2 separate regions of the Homo sapiens genome follow, and region 2 is linked to region 1. A link is a contact called in ENCODE Hi-C or POLR2A ChIA-PET data. All regions are on one chromosome and are shown on one strand. Each heading gives the region's core, a stretch centred on a gene start or an enhancer-like site at or near the end of the contact. The rest is flanking DNA. Distances are from core to core; before and after follow the strand shown.

Evidence for each region. Hi-C counts contacts between places; a loop is a spot of excess contacts on that map. ChIA-PET counts read pairs that join two places held with the same protein, here RNA polymerase II (POLR2A). Pooled maps may share reads with other maps.
Region 2: a pooled map shows a loop between it and region 1 (4-fold over the local background). The contact joins two enhancer-like sites. A Hi-C loop is called at or near these places in 1 of 168 maps with a recorded cell type or tissue (heart right ventricle) and 2 of 50 pooled maps. POLR2A ChIA-PET finds 5 or more read pairs at or near these places in 9 of 52 experiments (AG04449, HEK293, MCF 10A and 6 more).

The regions. Positions count from the first base shown.
Region 1 is chr11:36,484,501-36,491,652 of GRCh38, forward strand. It overlaps TRAF6 (TNF receptor associated factor 6), which reads right to left. Exons shown (of 7, transcript NM_004620.4): 7 at 1-6,150. The coding sequence ends at 5,338. Among named protein-coding and RNA genes, the nearest start is that of TRAF6, 22 kb to the right of the region's middle. Within about 2 kb of position 3,156, at least 4 of the 41 ENCODE cell types and tissues checked have a DNase peak (open chromatin) inside an H3K27ac peak, as active enhancers do.
Region 2 is chr11:36,406,691-36,413,842 of GRCh38, forward strand. All of the region lies in intron 3 of PRR5L (proline rich 5 like), which reads left to right. Among named protein-coding and RNA genes, the nearest start is that of TRAF6, 100 kb to the right of the region's middle. RefSeq lists an enhancer at 4,549-4,843. Within about 2 kb of position 2,626, at least 5 of the 41 ENCODE cell types and tissues checked have a DNase peak (open chromatin) inside an H3K27ac peak, as active enhancers do.

The DNA.
Region 1 (7,152 bases), core at 1,906-4,405:
GAATTATGAGAATCCTCCCTGGATTCACAGTGTCTTTCTTAATAGAGTCATACATTAATGAATGTTACCCATTATTTAATATTTAAATTTCAAATTCTAGTTTCTACTTTACAAGGAAAAGGACACGAAGACAAAACTGATTGACCCATGGTCAGTCAGGAGAAAATGTGTCTTAGCTCCTAATTTAGTGACCTATATGCTAAATTACACCTTTTCATCCCTCTGAGAACATAATTCTGGAAGCTTGTATAAACAAAATAGGCCCCAAATTACATTCTCACCACAGAAATTAGATAATTTATCAAGTGCAAAAAGAACACGAGAATATTCTGCACAATTTATCAAGGACCTTCAAATAAATCCATTACAAAAAATACCCCTTCAGGCAAAATAAATAAGACTGAAATTCAGCATAACAAATTTGCAAAGTTTAAAATTAGCTTAACGTGAGGGCTGCAATTCCAGTTACAAAGCAAATGTCCCAAGTTCCCCCAAAGAACTTAAGACAAATTGATTAAAGTTGTTCAGTTATTTTAGAATATTTTGTTTAGAGAAACCAAACTTGAAGTCTCATTAAAAGTAACATCTATCAAGTGATAAAGCAAATGTAACATAATATTACTGCAGATTCTAGGTCGTAGATGTTCACTATACAAGTCTTTCAACATTTCTGCATGTTTGGGAAATTTCATCAAGTGCTGAAGAAAAAAAGCAAAAAAAGTAACATCTGCGCCTTACCATCTAAAATTTACATGACAAGGTACCAGAAATTGGTCAGCTTCAACTGCTGCTTTCAATAAATGTTCATTATTACGTATTTGAGTGTGTGCAACGTGCCAGGCACTGTGGTAAGAAGAGGGGATTCAGCAGCAACCAGAACACATCCCCATTCCACACAGTTTACCTTCTCCTGGGGACTTGCATAGAAGAGAACTATGGTCACTGCTGCTTGGGCGATTGTCCGAGTGGGACAGCACCTACCTTCAGAGCTGCAGACAGTAAGAGCAGAGGCACATGCCCCAACTTCCCCATCTTAAAGGCAGGGCTAGTGTCCTGCTGAGAAAGCACTCTGAGAGAAGAAAAGCAGCACCACATCTCTCATTTCCTAAAATGCTTTTCCCACCTAGAATTATTTTTCAGGATTTTATGACCCGAATTTCCTGTGGGGAAAAAGCTTTAAAATATTACACACACAAGTGACATTTAGTGAAACAACCAGGCACCTCCTTGCCAAGTGTCCGTTTTTGACTGAAAGTGAAGGCTGTAATTGAGTGTCACAGTCTGCCAAGATCCATCCAATTTGATTTCATCAGATCATCTTTCTGGATACTGGGAATTTGTAAGTGCCAAGTACACTCTACAGGCACAAAGACAGAAACAGAGAAACTAACTTACAGTCCATCATGTCAATCTGGGAGTTTAGAAAAAGCACACTTCAAAATAAAAATATAAATGACTACTTATGGCTCCTTTTCATTTCCTTAAGGCATTGCACTGTTTAGGTTGTAAGCAACTAGGCATCACAAACAGAATCTGATGTTTTTGTTTTGTTTTGTGAGACAGTGTTGCACTCTGTCACCCAGGCTGGGGGTGCAGTGGCATGATCTTGGCTCACTGCAACCTGTGCTTCCCGGGTTCAAGCGATTCCCGTGCCTCAGCCTCCCAAGAAGCTGGGATTACAGGCATGTATCATGACACCTGGCTAATTTTTGTATTTTTATAGAGATGGGGTTTCACCATTTTGGCCAGGCTGGTCTCGAACTCCTGGCTTCAAGTAATCCGCCAGCCTCCACCTCCCAAAGTGCTGGGATTATAGGCGTGAGCCACCGTGCCCAGCCTAATAGTATTTTATATAAAATAATGAGTAGAACTTGAGGCAAGCCAAGAGAACAGTGTTAGTACATACAAGCAATTGTTCCTCTGTAAAAATAATGCATTCTAACTGTATACATAATTCATAAGCATGCTTAGTTTATCTAAGACTTACTGGTGTAAAAACGGTAATAGAGAATTATACTGTGACCTGTATAATTTTATATGGGTCACAATAATTAACTGCTAGAGATCGTCCAGTATCTCTGTATTATTCCATCATTAGAATAAAAAACACCTGCCTTCATTCTGTTTCACTTTTTTCTACTATTTATCCCCAAAATAAAAGTTAAATCATATTGTAGTATACCAATAAACAGTCTTTGCTGCCAATAGATAGTAATAAACTACCAAACTTCAAATCAACATTCAGACTTGTTTGCCAACAGCAAAATGTATGACGTGCAGCAAGTTTCATCCAACAGTGGGTTGGACGCTGGGCGTGGTGGCTCATGCCTGTAATCCCAGCACTTTGGGAGGCTGAGGCGGGCGGATCATCTGAGGTCAGGAGTTCCAGACGAGACTGGCCAATATGGTGAAACCCGGTCTCTACTCAAAATACAAAAAAATTAGCTGGGCGTGGTGGCGGGTGCCTGTAATCCCAGCTGCTTGGGAGGCTGAGGCAGGAGAATGGCTTGAGCCCGGGAGGTGGAGGTTGCAGTGAGCCGAGGTTGCACCACTGCACTCCAGCCTGAGCGTCAGGGTGAGACTGTCTCAAAACAAAAAACAAAACAAAACAACCTTTAGTTGAACATCTCCAGAAAAAAGTGGAAACAATTTCTTTTTTAATTTAGCAATGTCCCAGAATGATGCCAAAAGATAAATATGGTAAAAGGTGGTTAGTAACATACAACATAAAGCCCAAAGGCTTGTATACCCAACTGAGTGAAACTAGCATGTTTAAGAATAGAGTAGGAGATTGGGAAAATGTAAGGAAGAAACCAACTTTCCAGGTTAAGGCTTAATTCTGATTGAAGTAAAAAGTTTTCTATTTGGAATGACAGCTTGACTATTCTACTTTGTAGTCAAGATGAATGACCAGCATAAAATAACTGGCTGGTTTATGACAAAATGCCAAATGTTGGGGGTTAAAATTGCTCATTTTACTTAAGATGTGACCCAGCTGATAGACACTAAATTAGAGGAAAGTATCAGTGTCAGCAAAGAGTAAGTTAAAGACATTTTATACTGGCAAAATACTTTCCTAAGTATTGTCATTGTTCTGCTGGTTGGAACTTAATTTGAGACAGAATGTTATGGCTGGAGGGGACTCTAGAAATATCTGGTCCAAATCATTTTACAGATGGGAAGCTTGCTAAAAGCTGAAATTAGGCAAAACAACTTTTTTTTTTAATAAAGACTCTTGAGTTAGTAGAAAAAAATAGTATCACCAAGGCAGGAAATGACTCCTCTTTGTATCTAATGCACAGCCAGTGCTTTTAATAGAAATCTGACCAGGAAGCTTTTAAATATCATTTCCTTTTTTGAGCTGGGGGCGTGGAGATTAAATGTTTTGTGGCAACATTTAATTTTTTTCTCCGATAAAAGTACACATTTATTGTAGAAAATGTAAAAAATATAAGCAAGCGCAAAGGAAAATAAGCCAACAAAAAGTTTAGTATATTTCCTTCAGGCTTTTTCTACGCAAATACAAAAATACTACTGTTCAGTTTTTAAATGGAACTTGACAATTATTTATTCATTGTAAAATAATCACAGGAACAGCAGCAGTGTAGGTTTCCCTACCTAGAGGGTGGTATGCAGTGATTCTCAGGCGCTGGTTGGAAGGCACAGCTGAGGGACACAAACTGCCAGGAAGTAATGTGGTAACTAGCCATGAGCTTGTGGTACTAATGGTGGCACGGGAAACAAGGTCTCTGCTTGACTTTTATTTTCACTCCATAACAAACTCACCAGATCAGGAGCCTAAGGGTGGGTGGGGAGGGAGAAGAGAGAAAAAAGCAAAGGGAAAGTTCAAAGTGACACTCGCTGGGGCTGAAAACCACACTCCCCTGCAGATGAGGTCCTTGGCTTTCTCTTGAAATTAAGGCTGATCTAGAACGCTGGCTGGCGACTCTGATTTGGCCTCTCTGGGGGATACAATGTCATCTCTCATTACCAGACAACTTTAAATGGTGGATGGATCTTTAGATCCTTTATAAGCTTATACTAGTTGCGGGTCTCCCTGAGAACTAGATTCCACGATATTTTATATCTATATATAGGCCTTTAACAAATACATGATGGCACACAAAAAAATCATCTCCCTATTAGGAAAATCTGGTTACTTCCAGGATTCTACAGGATCCTTCTCAGAACCTGCAGTTGTTAGGCTACAGCAACATACTCAAGCTAAGTTGTGATACAACCACTGTGACTTCTAATCCTAGTTTGGTGACCTCCTAGGTATCTCCAATCATCTCCCAAGTTTTAAAAAATTCTGATTTTAGGAAATCAATTTTGTTCTTTTTAATCGAAATAAACCAGAGGGTATTCAAAAGAGCTGAAAACTTCTGGCTCACATAGCTTCTGTCACCACCAATGAGATGCCACATGCGCTGACTACTTGGGTCACTTTTAATTTTTATGTTGCTGATTGTATGTGTGCATCTCCTGTCTTGTAAGCATTAAACAAATGAAGACATATGCAGAGCTGTGAAATTCACTCTGCACTGAATAGACAAAAAGGGTTACATAGCATAACAATGAGCAGTTGGTATCCACGTGGTTCTCAGCATTATAAACTCTGGGGAAGATGCTACTTCGTAACCTCAAGGAAATAAGTAAGCAAGGCAGAAGGAACACTTAAACAAGTATTATTCAACAGACATGTTTACACTAAATAATTAAGGTTATATTTAGGGTTTAAACTCATCCCTGAATATCCTTAGTAACAACCTGGAGGAAAAACTGGGGTGAATGAGAACTTAAGTTTTCCAAGGATTATGGTTCAAATCCTCTGAAATCTATAACAGGTTAAAAAAATGAGAACTCAACTTTCTAGAGCAATAACTCTTCTCGAGGGCACTAGCACAAGGCGGTAGTGATTTTCACTTTTAATATATTACATATAATACTACAAAAAGACTGAAGTTTTAAGGAAAATCCATTATTATTAAAAGTTTAGTACTCTTGAGTCTGGACTTTCTGACAATAAAATACACCAGAGCAAAAGCCCAAGAAAGTACAACAAAGAGGTATACTAACTGGCAAAATAGCTGCTGCAACATGCCACAGGCACTTCAGGCCTAACATTTCTGAAAAAGCATGGAACGTGTGGATTCCCAGGAAAAAACTGCCTCAGATCATTTGTAACAGGAAGAAATAGTAAGTGACCTCTCTAACAACACTCACTAGTAGATATTACATATTTCCCGTGGCTTGTTTGTTTGCATGTTATTGAGAACAGGGCAAGGAAAGGCACTGTTTTCTCCAGGTAGTTGTTTTTGAGCAAGTGAGGGCAAGCTATACCCCTGCATCAGTACTTCGTGGCTGAAAACCCTCCCTCCGAAGGCTACCCATGTCAAAGCGGGTGGAGACCTCACAGCGCACTAATAATGTGTCATCCTTAATGAAAGTTCTTTGTCTTAGGGCTTCCAGATGCATAAAAGTTACATAGCCAAAACCTTTTGGGTTCCGTGGGATTGTGGGTCGCTGGAAAGCAAGCAGCTCTGGTTTGGCATCCATTATCTCTTCGTGGTTTTGCCTTACAGGTGCTTCAGACTGATCAAGAATTGTAAGGCGTATTGTACCCTGGAAGGGCCAAGGGAGGTGGCTGTCATATTCTCCTTGCATTGTGTGGACAAAAAGGGATATATAGTTTGCACAGCGCTGAGCAGTCGGTAACTGAAGGTGCAAGCGCATGCACAGTTTGTACCCGGGTTTGCCAGTGTAGAATCCAGGGCTATGAATCACAACAGGTTTCTCCTCTTCTTGACATTTCAAATGCATTCCAAAGTTGCCAATCTTCCAAATATAAATTCCATTGCACTGCTGTGCTTCGATTTCAGCAACTTTGTCCTCAAGGGTTCGAATGGTTCGTTTGAGCTCACTTACATACATACTCTGAGTTTCCATTTTAGCAGTCAGCTCCCGGATTTGATGGTCTTGTCTTACAAGGCGACCCTCTAACTGGTGAATAGTTTCCTGGAAATTCCGGACCTCTGAGATATACCCAGAGTCGGGTATAACGCTCAAACTATGAACAGCCTGGGCCAACATTCTCATGTGTGACTGGGTGTTCTCTTGTAGGTGGCGTGCCAAGTGATTCCTCTGCATCTAAAAATCAAGCACAAGCCTTAGGCTGGGAATAGATACCGTGAGGAGTAGGAAAAGGACCTGGCCAGGTCAAATAAGAAGTTTTCAAGTAGTCACACCACTTCCCTCAATTCTCTACAATTTTCCTTTGCCTTCAACAGATTCTTGATCCAATGAGGCGACTCTGCCTCTTAGTTCACTGAAAAACAGACTATCTGATGACTACTCTCCCAGCTTTCACTCACATAAATCTCCCTCCCACCTACAAAAAATGTATTTACACACATCCTTCTTTTCTAACTGAGATGCCTGTCCTCTCCAAGATTAACATTCTACCTGTGCTCTAAATGTTACCTGACCTGTTGCGACACCCCAGAGATTTTACTCAGTGATTTTTCTTCATCTTTAAACATCTCTTCCTCTAACACTTTCCTTTAGAATACAATTATTGAAGTCTTTCCCATCAAAAAAGGACAAACCTCTCTGAAGAGCTTTTGTCTCTCTCTAGTTAATATTAATACCATTTTTTTTAAAGTCAAGAATATAGTCTACCTGTATTGTCTGCAATTCCCAGTATACAAATCTATTGCAAATTGGAATTTCTCCTGGCACCATGCCATTCTAAGGTCATTAAGAACACCCTATTATACGAAAAACATTCATAATACAACAATTTTTATTATAAAAGGTCATATAGTCTTTAAAAAACCTAGAAAATATAGATGACCAAAAAGGGTGTTACCTAATATCTCACCTAACTTCCATTAACATTTTATTTCTTTCTTTTTCTCTAAGCACAATACAGAATTTTCCCACAAAATACAACCATACCATTTTGCTCATTTTATTTTTTAAATTATTAAATGTATGTTTGTTACACATAAGTCAGGGAAAAAAAAGTATAATGGAAAACCAAAAGTGTAACTGCACTCTCCAAAAAGAAAGACATATCATAAACAATGATCAATCTCAGACATTTGACACTACTGATCATGAATCTTGAAACTAATTTTGGAGACCATA
Region 2 (7,152 bases), core at 1,376-3,875, 78 kb before region 1:
TCAACATGGTTGAGGCAGGATTGGTGGAGAGGGTGGGGCACAGGATGGTAGGGATGTCAGAAAGAGATGTGCAAACAGAGAAGCCTCAGTTCTTCAGCCCATTTTTCAGTTGTGACAGTCCTGTTATATGCAAGAGGGTTTGTGCTAAGTTTAATGGAAATTTTTAACCAAAGAGAGCAGTTTCTGGATTCAGAGAGACCAGGGATCAAGACTGGGCTAGCTGTGTGACCTTGGGCAAGTGACTTCATTTTTCTAAGTCTGTTTTGTCTTTTATGAAATGAGGATAATAATAGCACTAACCTCATGGTCATTGGGAGGATTGAGATAATGCTAAAAGCATCCTTAGCACAGGGTCTGGTAATTTAATAAAGGTTTAATAAATATTAGCCATATGATTCTTATTACTGTGAACAGTTAAGAAATAGTAAAGTGATACATAATGGGTGAGTACGAGGCATGAGAACACAGGCCAACGTGATGAATTGCCCCATGAATAGTGCTGTGTATAACCCTCTCCAGGCCAGGTGTCATGCTCCCACCTGTAATCCCAGCTCTTTGGGAGGCTGAGGCAGGAGGATCGCTTGAGTCCAAGTGTTTGAGACCAGCTTTAATGAAACCCCAGTTTCTACAAAAAATACAAATAAAATGAAAAGCTGGGCGTGATGATGCATACTGCACTCCAGCCTGGGCAACAGAGCAAGATCCTGTCTCAGAAAAAACTTCTCCAGCAGTTTGGATGAGGTGAGCTCACTTTGAACTAGAGAGTCTGGGACAGAATCCTCAAAGAGTGGTGCCTGGAGTTGAAGTTTGGGTGAGGCTAAGTTCTTACAAGGAGAGCCAGCTGTTTCTCCTTTCCACAGAGAAAAGAACAAGAGGAAATGACTTTTTCAGTTCTCCATTCTACTGAACCCAAATGGTAATAAACTTTTTGATGGAGTATCCAAGTCTGGAGTCAAAGCCTAAATCAGATTCTTTGGGTCACTCATCCCAGCCACCCTGGCCACTTTCTATCTGTAGGGTTAGTATGTACCTGGGAAATACAAATTTATTTAAATAGTAGCCAATGCAAAGGATGACTAGGAAGGTAGATGTTTTATGTAACTGAGTCTTGTAATGCAGTCATTATTATAAGTGGCCTTTCCATTTAAGACATGTCTTTGAAAATAGACTCTAGTTTAAATGTTAGCAGATAGACTTTGAAGTAATTATGAGGAAGAACTTGGGACTGAGGATGGTCAAATTCTAAAACACAGTATTGGATCCAAAGACAGGTTTCTCCACCCTTTAAGAATAAATCTGTCAGGCCAGGTGCGGTGGCTCACCCCGTAGTCCCAGAACTTTGAGAGGCCAAGGCAGGTGGATCACCTGAGGTCAGGAGTTTGAGACCAGCCTGGCCAGCATGGCAAAACCCTGACTCTACTAAAAATACAAAAATTAGCCAGGTGTGGTGGTGTGCGCCTGTAATCCCAGCCAGCTATTTTTGGGAGGCTGAGGCAGGAGAATCGCTTGAACCTGGGAGACAGAGGTTGCAGTGAGCCAAGATCGTGCCACACTGCACTCCAGCCTGGGGGACAGAGAGAGAATTTGTCTCAAAAAAAAAAAAAATCCATCAGAAACGTCTCACCTCAATATAGCGGCCAATGTTGTCCCATGTAAAAGTCAGGGCACATGGTCTATTGATATGAAAACCATAAATCAGAATATTTCCCATTGAAACTGCCTTAGGCACAGCTTGCACATTGTAATATCTCTCAAGGCAAGAAAATGACCTTTCAGAATAGACGTATTCTAGCTAAATCCCCAGGCATCCCAATCAACAATTCTGGCTTCCCTAAATTTCCATCTGCCAGAGTTCGGGCTGATTCTGGGAGTCTTCTTGTTTTGAATTCTCAATGGGGTGTTAGTGCGGTTTTTAACACCCCTCTCCAGCCTCACCCCTGATGTGGCTGCATTTTGGCAGCGAGGAAAAGTCTGGGTTAGAGGTTTGGGTTTCATGAGCCCTTCCAAGAACAAGAGCAGCTAAGCTGACACAAGAGCACACTCTCCCTAAACAGTCTTTTCTGCCACCTCTCCCACTGATTTTATGTAACCGAGAAGAATTAGAAAAGTGTGAAAAAAGCAAGACTGATGTTTGCTGGTTCTTTGAAGAACCTGCTTGCCAATGTTCTTATAAGTGCTTTCAGTCTTTGAGTGTTGGGGTGTGTGTGTCGAAGCAGGGGCCATTGATTCATTGATTTATTTATTGAATAAATGTGGAGTGCTCTGCCCAGTACTGGGCTGTATACTGGGGTGGTCATTGAGTAGGTGGTTTGTGTCTTGGAGATCTTACAGCAGAATGAGAGAGGAACTGGGCAGGTAGTTCTCAGGCAACGCTTTTAGAGGGGTGATGGTGGAATCTGGAGTGCTGGGGGCATGTGGAGGATGGGCACACAATTAGACCTAGGAGAAAATGATATCCAAGTTGAAATCAGAAGTGGGAGCAGGCAGAAAGGGCAGTTGAGGATCTAACGTTCTTGCCACCACCACTCACTCCATGCCCTCCTGCCTCCTCAAACTCCCTGGGAGGACTTTTTCTCGGCAGAAATAAATGCTCAGAGATGAAGTTTCCGGAAACCAGAGATCAGTTATCTGCAGCCGGCCTGAGACAGGAAACGCACATTTTCCTTCTCTCTCCAACCACCCTGCTTCTGTTCTTGTTGGGAGGGGGGAGGTGGTGTGAAGAAAACCCCAGAGATTTTCAAGGAAAGAGGAGGTTCCAAGAATTGTGTTTGATCTCTGACAGGTCTGAGTTGAAATATCTTCCTTCTGAGTCAGTTGGTTGCCTGAAACCCAAAGGGAAATCCACCTCCGATTTTTCCATCTCTTTAACAGAGTGTTGACTGTAAGAGAGGGGGACCCACAGTAGGGGGGAAGAGCTGGGAGGGGACGGGAGGAAGGTGAGCCTGGATCCAGCTCACAGGCTGATGCCATAGACCAGTCCCAGGCCTGATGCCACGAGGTAATGATAACTGCAGACACTTGCTTAGCCTTTTAGTATATGCCAGGTTCCAAGTGCTTCATATGTGTCAACTCTTTTAAAACTCCCCACACCCTGTGAGATAGATACTGTATCCCTGTCTTACAAGGAGGAAGTACAGATACAGAGAGGTGGAATAACTCACCCAGAGTCATGTAGCCAGTAAGTGCCTGAGCTGGGATTTGAACCCAAGCCTCCCACATGCTTAAACCCTTAGTAAGTGGGCTGCAAGAGCCACACAGAGCTGGCATTATCCAGATTTGGGCTTGATGTACCTGGACATAGGTTCATGAATAGATCATGAGGTAAGGGGGGCATTGCCCTTCTGAGGAGCCTAGTTTTGGAGGGATTAAGATGAGGGCTCTTCTTGGTCTGGGTGACTCTGCCTGATGATGTGTTACTACCTTGTACCTGCTGTGGCTGAGAAACAGACTTGGCTTTCAGGTTAAGAAGGGTTGTTAGAAATGGCAGATTGGAAACCCATGGGGTTGGCGCATGTGGTTTGGCCTAAAAGTTGTTTAGAAATCTGGACATCTCACCTAGAACTCCAGGTTTCCGGCCTCTCTGGAAAGGTCAGATCTGGGCACTGGACTCACGGTCTGGTGTGGAGCCTGTCAGGGGAGCTGAGGCCTGGCTGCTGGCTTTAGAGGGACTTTCTTGGTCCTTACAGTACACACTCACTTGCCTCCCTTCTTTGCCTGCCTGCCCCTGTGGCATGGGGGGTACCACTGCCTGATTAGGTTGGCCTCCATTTGAGTTGGGATCTACCAATGTATGGCCCCTGGCAAAGCTCTGAGCATCGATCTTATCTGCAAAATGAGGATACACTCCTACCTGTGAGGCTGTTGGAGAATTTGAGATTCTGTGTGCAGACTGCCGAGCATAGTGTGCCACATAACTAGGAGCTCAATAAATGCTCTTCGTCAGTTTCCTCCATGTTTCTCACTATTCCCACTGCCACCCACTAGGATGCCGACACCCGAAGGGTGTGAGTACTCCATGTCCTGAGTCAAGGACACCACCTCCCATGGGCTCCCATGGAATGGACCAGAGAAGGGGAGGGGGCCTTTCTATCTGTTCCTGCTTAAGAGAAGCTGCCTCCTTGAAACATATCCTATTGCAGAAGTGAGGTGGGTGATTTCAGAGCATTCAGCAGTCAGGCTAGATGGGCACTGACCAGCTACAGCACTGGGCACAGGACTCTGGAGGACCCCTGCTGTTCCTGGATCTTGAGGCGGTCTGGGCGGATCTCACCAAAGGGCCAGGGTGCAGGGCCAGAGAACTTGGGGCAAACCCTACTTGCCAGATGGCGCAGAAATATTAACTACTGATATGGTTATTCCAACTCATCTTGGCTAACCTGCAGCACTTCTTGCAAGCTGCCTCATCGTCTTTAACCTCATGTGGGAAGAGAGTTGGGACAAGCAGCGGGATTTTGCCACCTTGGGTCTTTCTCTGTGTGCAAGGCAGACTGACTCCATCCGAGGTGATTTCCCTCTGTCACTTCCGCGCTTGCCCACTCTGCTGCCATCCTGCTGTCCCTGCGCCTCTCCACCAGCTTGATTCCAGCTTTTAGTAATGCCTCCTTTACCTTTAAGCCCACAGAAGTGGGAAGTTGAGTTGACAAGACGGTGAGGCGTGAGATCGCAGGTCTGTGTAATAACAGGAAATCCTGTCAACTGGGGTGGTGTCTCAGCTGGTCAGCCTGGGAGGGAGAAAGGGTGAGATAATGTAGACCAGTCAGTGCTTCCCCATTTTTTCCCCCTGTTATGGCTCCTTTTGGCTTCTGGCTGAACTTCACGCCCAGTTTCTCATTTTGGTCAGGCCCCGTGTAAGTGTCCCCTTCACATTACCCTCAGCTCCCGGCTTCCCTTTTTCTAGCTCAGTGGCTTGTGGTGGTGGTTGGTAGCAGCAGAATTCTGTTTTCAAATGAAACCAGGCATGGAAGTCCAATATGTGAAACAGATGGCATATGGGGGCTGCTGAGGCTGAGGGGTTGCTTTCATGTCAGTTACACGTCCCGGCAATTCTTTTCTCCAAAGCTCTGCCTCCACCTTCCTACCTTCTTATCCTTTCATCAGCTAGTCTGGCCCTACCTAACATATTACCTGCTTTATGAATTTCTCCTGGGTCCTCAATCCCAGTGTAGGAAATGCTAGTGTGGCTATACTTGTAGGAAGATGCGAGAAGCAGTGGGCTGGAGTTTTCAAGACCCAGGGCTTCAGAGTCCTGGGTGAAATCATAGTAGCTCATGCTTGCCAAGCCTTGCTGTGGGCCAGGCAGCGTTCTAGCAATTTGATGAGGATTAACCCATTTTACTTGTGCAGTAATCCTGTGAAGTAGGTATCCTTATCCTCCCCACATTCTAGGTGAGGAAACTGAAGTATGAAGAATCAGTGAATTTTCCCGGGTCATTGCTAACAACAGCTACTAAGTGGCTGCCAGGATGCAGAGCCAGGCAGCTCTGGGCTCCCTGATCTCAACAAGACACTTGTTATCTCTGGCCTGTGCTTGCTTGGGTCAGTTTCCTTGTATATTAAAATTGAGGATATTATTGCTGCTTACAGTTCTGTTTTAGGCTTAAATGTGGGAACGCCTACATTGTTGACAGTGGTGTCCAGCACCCAGCAAGTGCTCAATAAACTTTAATTGGAGAAAAAAATGCCGGGTTCCATCCTAGGAGCAATTTGTTTATTATTCGTTATGATGATGATGATTGTTTGTTCTAACAAGTAATTGCTTTTCTGTTGACAGGGCAGCAACCCTAGGATAGAGTGGGAAAAGCGGAAGGAAGGCTGCCAGATTCTAGGCCTGAGCCTCAAAGGAGCTTATGGCCTAGGTATTAGGAATCGGGATTTTCATCTTCCCTGCATCTAGGGAACCACAAACCACAGCCTCTTTAATTTGGCTGTCTCTCTCCAGCTTTTCTCTTCTTTCTTGTTCTTTACAAATTAAATTGGTAAAAGTAAGTCAGGCTACAGGGTGAATTGTCCCATTGTGATTTTGGCCTAGGTGTCTAATGCCTTGATATTTTTTACTGTCATCTTTTGGGTAAGATGAACCTCCTGTGCCCTATAAGAGAGTGGCCCAGATCACTCTCTCATAGGGCCCAGGAGAAATCATTGAGCTCTGTTTCATCCTTTTCTTCTAGCATCCAGAACCATGTCTAACACATAACATTATGTTTTCAGTAAATGGCTAAGATTCAAAGAATTAATGAATGGGGTCTCCACTCTGAGTTCCTCTTTTTTTGGTGGGGGGAAGGTAGCTTTTAAGTGAGGAAGCGTCTGCCAAGTTCCACTGGAGATGGTGTATCGGAACAGAGGTGTGGAAAATCCCCTTCTCTCAATTCAGCTGAGACAAGAATAGAGGTTTTTTTCAGAAGCATTCTTTCCTTATAAACCAATGCAAGCAGAATAAACAGAGTATATACATGGATTGTAGATTTGTAACATGACTCAGCCACAGTCTGCTCACAGGCTGGCCTAGCCAGCACTGCTGGGGACTCCTGGCCCCCTTTCCTCATCTCTTCACTCTCTATAGTCCTGAGAACAAGGGTTCTTGGGTTACCAGCTTGAGGCAGGTCTGGATTGGTGGATTCCCAGGACTTGTGGGATTCTCTGTTAGCTGGTACACACCCTGCTTCCTGATGTCATGACCTTGGTAGGGACTTACTCCTGCGATTCTTTCTCGGGCTTCTGGCCATGCTGCGGTAACCTTGGTGGTGGTTATTAACTTCAGAATCTTAAAAATTTGTTTCTGAATAGGATTGTTTTGACATGGTTCAAAAATTTTACGCATATAGCAAGGGTATACAGTAGAGTCTCCACCCCTGTATCCCAGAAACCAGTTTTCCATTCTCTTTTCCTTAAAGATAAGTATTAGTAACGGTAGCTTATTGGGTATTCTTCCAGAGTTTCTTTATGCATGTATAAGGAATACATATGGAAACACAGCTGATGATACTGTATACTTTATTTTATTTATTTCTATTTTTTATTTTATTTTATTTTATTTTATTATTATTATACTTTTAGTGTACGTGTGCACAATGTGCAGGTTAGTTACATATGTATACATGTGCCATGCTGGTGTGCTGCACCCATTAACTCGTCATTTAGCATTAGGTATATCTC